2 separate regions of the Homo sapiens genome follow, and region 2 is linked to region 1. Evidence: chromatin loops called from intact Hi-C (ENCODE). Cell type or tissue: GM12878. All regions are shown on one strand. Each heading gives the region's core, and the rest is flanking DNA. Links, peaks and the distances in the headings are about the cores only. Region 1 overlaps LOC107985038 (a long non-coding RNA gene). Region 2 has its middle 15 kb from the start of CCL1.

Region 1 (5,382 bases), core at 119-5,118:
ACTATCAGGTGTGTGGTTAGTGAACAACACAGTGTAATCCTCTTCTTGCTTTAATTCCTGATTCTTGGATCTTTTTAGTGAGTTACATTCTATGATGTTACCAGTTTTTATGGCGGTTCGGATATGTTTGTTTTCAGAATGAATGTGGTATTATATAAGCTACTTTACATACATTATCTCCTTTTAATCCTCATAGGATTCTCCATGGAATAGTGATATTTCCATTTTTGGATGGGATGCTCAGAGACGTTAGGTAATTTACCCAAGGTCACACAGCTACAGAATGACATGGTGGAATTCCAACTCACGCCTGCCTCCTTCCAAAGCCCATGCTATCCTCATTATTTAGCAAAAGCAAGACAGGCAGGACAAATCACCCAAAAGAGCTCCCTTTCACAAAGCTTGGCTCCTCTCCTGTATACCTGCTAACAATACCATCCGCACAGGTACTCAGATGGAGACCAGGGAACACCTTGTTCTACAGAATTGTTCATTGTGGGTAATTTGCTATCTTCATGTTACTAAAATGCCTTGAACAATAGCCCATGTACAGGGGCTTGGGTTCTTCTTCTCTATGCAGAGCCTGCATAGTGAAGGCCTTGGCAGGCTGGCATCTTTCCAGCATTGCAGAGGAGGAGGAGAGCATAGGCAAGTGGTCTGAGCTGGGAGGAGAGGAGCTGAGCTCTATTCCTCCAAGCCACTGCTCCCCTTGGGCTAGTCCCTTCCCTGGCATGAAAGGAAGGTAGCCTAAATGCTCTCACAGGATTCCCCAGATCTCCTGCTACTTCCCCAGGTGGTGGTCAAGGTGAGAAAATACTACAAGAAGCAGCAGAGTGAGGTTCATCAAGAGTGTGCATGCTGGAGCCAATCTGCCTGGGAATTGATCCAGGCTCCGTCACTTCCAAGCCTTGTGATCTATGATATGTTACTTGGCCTCTCTGTGTCTTGCTTTCCTCCTCTTTAAAATGGAAAGAAAAAGAGTACCTATTTCACGAGCAAGGGAGCTAGTACAGATAAGTGTTCATCATTACTCTCATTGCTTATTGTTGTCATTGTTGTATGGGAGGCCGGAACAACCTGAAAAGATGCCACTTCCTCATGAAGTCTGTTCTCATCTGTGACTCTTGGATTATACCCATCCTTTCATGCTTGGCTTTATATTACAATTATTCAGGAGGCTGGCTTACCTTTTTGATAGGCTGGGAACCCTGCAAGGTGTGGCTTCATGTTTATTCTCCATGCTTCATACTATGTAATTAGAAAAAGAAAAAAAATCCACAGTGGAATATAAAGGGCAGGAGCTTTAGAATCAGCAGTATTCAATATAAATCCTAGCTCTGCCATTTACCAGCTGTTTGATCTGAGGCAAGTCGCTTAACCCCTCTGAACCTTGATTTGCTCATCTATAAAGTGGAATATCAGCACTTTTCCCATTAGCTAGTACATGGACATGTTTGACATATGATAGGCATTCAATAAGAGCCGTCTCCCTTCCTTTCCTCTTTCTCATTTTTCACGGCCCCATAGAATGTTGGCCACTAAATGGATTTTAAAAGGAGTATGGAAAGTGGGATTCAGAGGCTCTTGGAACTCCCTGTTCCCCTAACACTCACCCAGCCACCAGTGTAGGGATGAGGTCCGTGAGCACTTTGTCCTGTTAGCCAAGAATTCAACATTTCTCTCTTGGAAATCATAGGCTGGAAGCGAAACTGAGGTCAAGAGAAGAACAGCAACTTTCCCCAAGGCCACAGCAGCAGGACAAGAAGCCTATGTTCTGACTCCAGCCTCAGTTCTCTTCCCACCACCGCAGGCGGCTGCCTTCAATGGAGTGAGGTCTCACTCTAAGCTATTATCAACAAACTTCCCTTTCAAATGAAATAAGAAAGTTCTGGCAACAATCTGAGGGATATGTGGCCAGATGGGGTGTAGCAGCAGAGGGGGTGGTGGTTGGGAGATACTGTCAAGAGGAACTGGGCTTCTAATGACACAAGGATGAAAGTGAAAGAAATCAGCAAGTTCACCTACTTCCTGGTTTTGCAGCGTGGTATCACCTGTCCAGAAGGGAGGTTCTCACTCAGCCACCTTGTGGTGTGAAAGGGAGAATGAAGCTTTTGGTTATTTCCTCATTTTACCATGGTCCTTGACTCTGAGGGACTGGGAGTCCTTTGTAGCCAGGGAATATGTAAGACTACTGAGTGTTCTTGCCAGGCCAATTTAGAGAGGTCTAGTGTCTGATTCCATCACCATTCACCAACTATCTAAACTTGAGCTGGTCTGAGCTCAGATTGTTCCTCTGGGGGAGAGGGGTGAGCCCTGCTCTGCTAACCTGGTCAGGTTGCTGTATGTGTGATAGACTCGTGGAGTCAGAAAGTCGAAGCTGGAGTTGGCTGTACAGGCATCTACTGAAACTGACAAATTGGTTTCATCTAACACGTTCATGCCAGCCAATGGGTAGTGGTTTCCAGGGACAGATTCTGAAGCCTCACCTGGGCATAGCACAAAGAGTGTGGTAACCAATTAGTGATGGCTGCCATGAGCACAGCAATGGGGAGTTGGGCCCTGTATGCTCCATAATTTTCTTTTCTGAGTGCATCCCACAGTTCTATCTTACAAAGGAGACTGAAGCTCAAAGAAAACAAATGACTTTGTCAAGGTCATCCAGTGGCAGAAAGGGTCTCAGTCCCAGATTTCCTAATGCCAAATTTAGCAATCTTTCTTTTAAGAAAGTTGTCAGCTGTAAAATACTTTACAAATGTAAGAATGTCTTCTCATCTTTCTGTTGGCCTTTGTTTTCCTGAAAGTCAGTCACCTCAGTCCTTCTGATTTGCTCCATGAACTAAAGACTCATGTTTGTGAAAACTCTCCGAACTCCCCACTGACAAGACATACTGAGTTTAAAGGTCTCATTCAGACAACAATAAAATTATGACAATGATGGTGATATATATTATGCATATTATTATATATTATATGGAATATACATAATATATAATATAACAATAACATAATTTAAGCACCTGTTATGTGTGAAGTACAGTGGCAGGAGCCAGCCTGCTTTCTTCTCGGTTCTGTCCAATGCATATTTAAGTTACTTCCCCTCTCTGAGCTTCAGTTTTCTCATCTGAGTAATGAAAGCTCAAGAACAGATGCTTCCTTTTTGTGCTGACATTTTTCTCTCTGTGCTTCATATTATCAGCACCTACTCTGCGTCCAGAAATGGGGAAATAGCATGGGGCAGAAACGAAAATGTGAATACTTGGTTCTGTGCTCCTAAGCCACTCACCCTATTCTTCAGGAGGCAAGACAATGGGACCTGATGCACCCAGAAAACAGCGATGCAACGTAGAGAGCAGTGGACTAGAAATGAGATGGGGAGGCTGCGAGATGGGAAGAGGGTTGGTAGAAGTGTAGTTGGGAGCAGAGTCTGGGCACCAGTCCAGGTTGGAAGCCTGACTCCTGCAGTTATGAGCTGTGCAACCCTGGGGCAAGTGGGTGCTGTACACCTCTCTAGATCTCAATGTTCTTATCCTTAAAACTGAGCTCCTCTTACATATGTTTCCGGGAACCTGGGAGGTGGAGAGACCACAAGATGTGCACACATTCAGTGAACAACAAAATAGCTGACACCCCAAGTAGAGATGTGGCAAGGAGTGAAGTGAAAAGAACTTAGGAAGGAAGGGGGATGCAGAATCTGTAGTTGTTGAGGAAGGCTTCCTGTAGGAGGTAGCTTAAGGTCAGCCTCAAGAAATATATTAGTTTGGGCTGGGAGACATGACACTAGTCATTTTTTACTAAAAATGGTTTTTTCCTCTTTGGCCCCCATCTGTGCCTCTTTGGAATGGAGCATGAATATTAAGCACATTTTTCATAGGCACTTCGAAGAAAACTAGACAGTGCAGGCAGTGGCCCGGTGAATCTCTCACATACTTAAAGAGCATCCTGTTGATTTGAGGTGGAGTCAGCTGAGCCTTGGTTATTCTGACTCAGTAGCCCCCAGTACAAGCGAACATGAGCACTTCATTCCTGACCCGAAATGATAACAGAAGAGACATCCCACATTCTACACACCATGGAAAATGTTGTGCAGTTTACAAGGCATTAGAATAGCTTCAGAATTCACTGTGGCTCTGGGATGAAGAACGGACTGAGCCAGCTTTTTCTTTTCCTGGAACATCTGCCTCCCCATCCATCCTGCCATTGGGTCATTCATCCTTGGGTATTAGAGCATCTACTATGTACCAGGCACTATACTCTTTCAAGACTCTATTCCGATGTCACCTCCCCCAGGAGGGCTTTGTTGATACACACCCCTGCCTCAGCTGGCCTCAAAGCTCCTCCTCCATGTTCCAAAGAACCCTATGTTTACTACTACTTATTTTCCCATGTTTTATTTCTGTGCCTCCATCCTCATTTGACTGTGGGGCCCTTGGTCTCTTTCACTAGCAAATGGTAGAATCTCAGTTGGTGTTTGGCAGGCCCACAGAACTGGACTTGTTCATGGGCTTGCATTCTGGGGTGGGAGAAGGCATTGAACACATGGCGGCAAGTGTGCGGAGTGTTAGAAGAAGGAACTGCCGTGAGGTCCTCAGAATGAAAGGCCGGCCTCATCTGGAACCGAGGAATTCCTCCTTGGTGATGTGAGTTTTACGCTGATATTGAAGGATTTGTAGGTGTTAGGTAGCTTCCTGAGTTGGCTTCTCCCCAGCTTGTTCTTACTTCTTCCCAGGGCTACAGTTTGGAAAGTGGAGATGGAGGTTGGAAAGCAACTGTGGAGAGCAATGTTGGGTTCTGAGCTTCCTTGACACCTTCCTGCCTGAAGGGGCAGCCAGGGCTACCTGACTCCCTTTGGTTGACTTTTTTTTCCCTCCCAAATATGTCCCTTATGCTACCCAGCAAGGCAAGCAGGTGGGCTTTTTGAAATTCTTCCTTGGTCTGAGCAATCATCACCTGAGAAGGCAATTATGCAAATCACTCCGTGATCTTCCCAGAACAGCAAGTCTGCTCTGGAGAGAAAATCCAAACAGTAAACACCTCTTTGGCTGCCCCTGTGAGGACGATGCAGGCACCTTGTTTGAGGAGCACCCATTACTATGCAGCTCAGCTTCAGCCAGGTGGAGTTGGAGGGCAGAATTTCCCATGATACTCTCTCAATTCCCAGGGACATAAGCTCGGGCTAAGCTCTCTGCTCTATTCTAGCCTCCAACCACCAACTGTGATGGACCTGTTCAGGATCCACCTGTTAAGGGCCTATCTTCTGCCCCTGTTATCCCTGCTGGGTCCTGCAAAATGCTGAGGCTTTGTCCTACATAAGCAGCATAACTGTGTCCTGAAGCAGTGACCCTGCCCCTGCCAATAGCTGCACATTCCTCTTATGCACTTGGT
Region 2 (5,382 bases), core at 186-5,185, 410 kb before region 1:
ACATTTACAATTTTCACATATGGTATATTTCAGAAATTTGAAATTAAGCAACAATCTCAAAGAGTGGAGAAAGTAAGGACTCCTCGAGAAATCTTAATAGGGGACTAGGTCCCTTTGGAATTGTCAGTGGGTTCACTGCCTTACATCCTGATATCTGTGTCCAAGGTGAGGTTCTGAGGGGTAAAGGTAAATACAAATTGAAGAGCACTCTCTAAGCTGAAAGAAAGTCATGTCTGTTATGATTCATTCCCAGTTTGGTTTTGGATGGCATTGGAGAATGCTGTGAGCACTGCCGCATTGCTGTGCTGATTTAGGCAGTTTCGCCACCAGCCTGGAAAAGGAGACATGGGCTCTGCGCTCTACCCTTGCTCCCTGGTAAGTCGCTAAGCTCTGAACTTTGCTCCCTAAACTTGAAGTGGTCCTTTATTCACAAAGGGGGAATTACTTGAAAATGTCAGATGAGACATCTATAATTTGTTGCTTTAAATAAAATAGAAGCAAAATGCTAAAAAGGTTACCTTGAATTTTAATACCTGTGAAAGGTCCATGTTTCAGCTTTCTTCCAATAGCCAAACCATATTCTACCTTGTGCCTTATAGCCAAGCAAGGCTAAAAGCTCCCTGTTTTAAGTGTTTGCTGTTTATTTTATTTTGGGACAAGAGGGAAAAGGGGCAAAGTGTGAAGGTGAGGAAAAGGTTACCACCTCACAAATATTTTCATTTATCTTGAATGTTAATATCTAGTGCAGTGCCATTGACAACAGTAACTTTACGTAAGAGGAAACATCAAACTCTCCCTTGGGTGGGCCCAAAAAAAGTGATGTATCCTGGACCACATTTGTGCTTTTTATGTATTCCCAGACGTATGGTAGGGCACCTACATTGATAATTGGTCTTTGTTCCAAATTGCGTAAACATTGGGGAAAAAAAAAACAAACTTACATTTGTTGCCTTTCGGTGTATGCCAAAGAAAAGTGAGAATGTTCACGAAATTCTCTTTGGCATAATCTTAGTTAAACTGACAACATGCATAACTTGCCTGCAGAACATGAGGCAAGTACAGTCATTCTTTCATTCACAGGAATTTTGTGGTTTTCTGACATGTGTCTCCACTGTAGATATTACTACTACTCTGCAGTTGGAAACTTATCTTTTTCTAACTAATTAACTAAGTAAGGCCTGGAGAAAAATGAATTTACATGTTTCATTAATTACATAAGGGTCCATTTTACAGCCTTAATAGCCAGGCGGAGTAAGTGGACCAAATTATGGAGAATGGGTACATTTTGTAAAAATACTTAAAAGTACCATTGCGGAGAGAGTGACAGTTTCAAAAAGCTTGTTTTTAATGTTGACAAAAATCATGATCAGAATTTGCTTCCATTTACTATAATTCAGGGGTCAAAAACTGAAAAGCTGAAATACCTTCAGAGTCCCAGGAGGAGCTGACTATGACTAGAAAACGCATGGCATCTAAAGGGGACAGGCAGGGTGTTAATTTGCTCCAGGTGATAGGCAGCAAGCAGGAGTTACATTGTGTCATCTACTTTTCTAATTGATCAAGGAAGGCCGGAGATTTTATGAGATTTGATGTTTGAATTTTGAAGATTAAACGCTTTCAATAAAATATGTGCTCCAACAATATATGGTGGGCTGAGGCTTAGACTACTGGTTTGCATCTTCTAATGTAATTGAATTACTTTCGCCCCTTCCTAACTTATTTGAAGTTTGGTTTTAAGCAAATGCATTTGTGGTTTTGATGAACATCATATGGCCAATAACTTTTTAAAAGCATCTGTGAAACAATTCTAACTGGTTTGAATTTGGAAAAAAAAATCAAAAAAGGTGGCTTAATTTCACAGGTTTCTTTAAAGGGCATCTGCCAAGTAGAAGACTGGCAAGAAAAAATTGGTTCCTAAGGAAGAAGTACAGGTAGTAGGTTGCGTAGTTTGAGGACAGGGATTTTATCCACAAGGAGGTAATTATATGACCTGCTGCTACCTTTCTTAGGGCCTTCTGATTATATAGTAACCTGTTTCCTTGCTACTTTGCTTTGGTTCAAGCAGTTTCTTCTGCAGGTTTTCTCATAAATGAAAACACTGCAAGAATACCAAAGACAGCAATGTTTGTGTTAGTGATTTAAAACATCTGCATGGGGCCAACATCGATTACTGAAAGTCAACTAATGAGAATTAGAGACTTCTGAAGTATACCTGTTTGCTTACGGGTCTCACTTTGAGGTGGCTGGAAGGTTTCGAAAGAATAGTTTTTCTTGTTTTTTTTTTTTTCTGTTTCGTTTTTGCTCAAGTTCCTCTTTCTGAGATCTGGAGACTGTCCGCGGTTCCCTGCTCACTGTTGTCCCTGGAGTCTGCCTGAAAGAAAGCATTTTTTAAAACTGTTGAAATATTTTGCAGTTTTCTACACTGTATTTGTAAATATTTATCTTTTGCTAAGTTTCTGTTTCTTTATCTTCTGGACTTAAAATTTGCGGCAGTTCTTAGGGTAGCATTGCATGTTGTAGAAATTGATAATTGCATTGAGTTACTCATTATAGTATGTAACTCTGGGGTGGAGTTTGTTTAATGTGTACAGGGACTAGAAGGTCAATAAAAATGAAAATGGTTGTCTGGATAGTGGAGCTACTACAATTTGTTAAACCTATACATCTTTTCAATAAAAATATTAACATACTTTTTAAGGAGACAACTTAAAAACAAGTTACAAATGGGAGATTATGTTGCAATACACATACCAAAAGGATTAATATAAGAACATATCAAGAGCTCCTTCAAATCTGCAGGAGGCTCTATTCTCATTTAAAAGGGTTTAGAATGTATTTCTTCACACCGTTGACTTTGAGGTTGGCCATGTACCTCCCTTGAGCCAATAGACTGTTAGCAGATATGGGCCAGGCACGGTGGCTCAGGCCTGTAATCCCAGCACTTTGGGAGGCCGAGGCGGGCGGATCATGAGGTCAGGAGATCGAGACCATCCTGGCTAACACGGTGAAAACCTGTCTCTACTAAAAATACAAAAAATTAGCCGGGTGTTGTGGCGGGTGCCTGTAGTCCCAGTTACTCAGGAGGCTGAGGCAGGAGAATGGTGTGAACCCGGGAGGTGGAGCTTGCAGTGAGCTGAGATCGCGCCACTGCACTCCAGCCTGGGTGACACAGTGAGACTGTCTCAGAAAAAAAAAAAAGAATGTTAGCAGATATGACATGCCAGATCCCAGCAGAAGCTTTGAAAGCATTGCAAGTTTCTGATAATCCTCTTTCTCTTGGACCCTCTGCCAGTAGAATGTCCTGTCCTGAGCAAGAGCTGTTCCTTTAGCTGGACCCTGGAATTGGGAAGACTTGTGACAAAGACTGACATGACCCACAGCTTAATGAAGGGCTGCAGTTGGCCCGCAGACTTAAGAGCAAAAAAGAGAAATGTTTCTTGTTATCAGCCACAGATATTTTGGGGTTGCTTGTTGCTGCAGCAAAAGCTGGCCGATACAGAAATTAATACCTAGAAGAGAGAAATTGCTCTAACCAAAGGATAAGATGTACAGATTTGGCTTTGCAGCTGGGTGGCAGACAGCAGAGAAATTATTATAGGGGCTAGAGAAATGGCAACCTATGGAATGCTGTAGTGAAACATTTGGTAAAACTGTCACATATGATAACTCGGAGGGCAGAAAATAAACCTACTGAATTTATAGCTTTGGGAGAAGAGGTTTTGAGACAGAATTGGTTAGTGTGAGTTAGCTTTTACTAGCTACATTTCATGAGGTACTACAAGAAAGAAATGATGTCAGCAAAGGGCAGGCTCATTTGCAAGTGGAACTGAAAGGGAATATAGAAAGTCTAGAAATGCTAGGGCTAAGAGTGTTGAAAGATGCAATAATCTCTCACTTCCAACCTCTGTGGTTAAAAAAATTCTCAAAATAATACATAGCTTTAAGGCACAAAACAAAACAAAGGCATGGCTATGAACACTTAGCCTGGAGACCAAGACCAAATCCAGGGCACAACTGTCACTGCCTTTGTTAAGACTTCTGATAAGAATACGGCACTCCCAGGGAATCCTGTCCATTAGACAGAATGTCTCATGGAAAGGTCTCCTAAAGCCTGATGATGTCAGAGTACTTGAAACTACATATAGAGGGAGAGCAAGACATGTCTCAAAATGAATTGTGGATTTGGCTACTGACATTTCGAAAAGGGTTTTCGAGAGAGTTACATTGCTGAAAGTGCTGCCAGCCTAGGTTAAATAAGACTGATTTTTAAGGACATGAAAGGATCTTGAGCGATAGTATTCTACAGGCAGGAAGCAGGCCAAAGAGGTTGATGAGAAAAATACAAACACCCAAAAGAAAAATGGGAAAAACTAGGAATAGATATTTCACAGAGGAGGGGACACTTAGAGCTGATAGATATAACTTTCTCATGACAGTGAATATTCTGACCCAGAAATTCTGCTTTTCATATATACCTAATGGAAGTCTTGCATATATAAGAATGTTCGTGTGTCAGAATGTTCAGAACTGTTTACAATGACAAAATTCTGGAAAAGACTCAAATGCCCATCAAAAGAGAGTGACTATATAAACAATAGAATGTTTATCCAATGGAATATAATATGGCATTTAAAACAAATGAACTGCAGCGATAATGATACATGATAATGATAATGTCCTAGATATTAACAAAATACTATTCAACAAATAAGTCCCTATAAACAGTGTGATAAATAAACAGTATGATACCCTTTTTATAAAGTAAAAATAACTAAGGTAAAAAATATATATATACATTTTAGAAACACACATCACACATTGGTCAAATATATGGAAAAGAGAAAGTAAGGGAGATTGAGGTCTTGGTTTCCTTAGGTTGGGGGAGTCAGGGAAAGCAGTATAGAGGGAAAATATGGTGGATGTATCTTATTGTCAAGATCCTTGCTTTTATTTTGAGTGGTGGTTTACATGGGTTTATGGATTTATTAAAAATAACTAAAACTTCAAAGGCTGATTTTTTTTTAGAAGTATAGCATATTAACGTTGAAAGGGTCCTAAGAAGTTGATTAGTTCTTCTCTCTTATTTTCCAAATGAGAACACTGAAGCCCAGTTTGGGAGAGTGGCTGGCCCGATTACACAATCAATGAGAGTGGCAGAGCCCATCCTGGAGACTGGCGAGATGAAACTTGTTTCTCTTGTCTTCCTCTTACTCTGTACTGGCACACCTGAGCCAAAGCTGCATCCTTCTTTCCCCTGGTCCCTCACATCTAACTCACCAGTCAGTCCTGCTCTACCTTTATGACATACCTGGATCCATCCACTTTGCGCTGTCCCCGGGCCAGCCGGAGCCATTGCCCTCCCTTGCCTGGCTTCTTGCTATT

What was found. A loop is a pair of places that touch in the nucleus more often than their neighbours do. Peaks named below come from ENCODE experiments on the same cell type or tissue, not always from the same donor. Only the 100,000 strongest peaks of a DNase experiment are listed, where the experiment ranks them.
Region 2: it touches region 1 in a loop (3-fold over the local background); 1 of 110 quality-filtered maps calls a loop at or near these places.

The regions. Positions count from the first base shown.
Region 1 is chr17:33,961,224-33,966,605 of GRCh38, reverse strand. The region is part of intron 1 of LOC107985038 (a long non-coding RNA gene); the gene reads left to right. It also overlaps a transcript of ASIC2 not described here. Among named protein-coding and RNA genes, the nearest start is that of LINC01989, 220 kb to the left of the region's middle. RefSeq lists an enhancer at 1,705-1,904. In GM12878, for the core only: a CTCF peak has its summit at 2,081 (motif pointing left); DNase peaks (open chromatin) are centred at 2,025 and 3,155; H3K27ac peaks cover 1,820 bases.
Region 2 is chr17:34,375,745-34,381,126 of GRCh38, reverse strand. No RefSeq gene overlaps it. Among named protein-coding and RNA genes, the nearest start is that of CCL1, 15 kb to the right of the region's middle. In GM12878, for the core only: a CTCF peak has its summit at 2,365; DNase peaks (open chromatin) are centred at 2,256 and 3,816; H3K27me3 peaks cover 39 bases.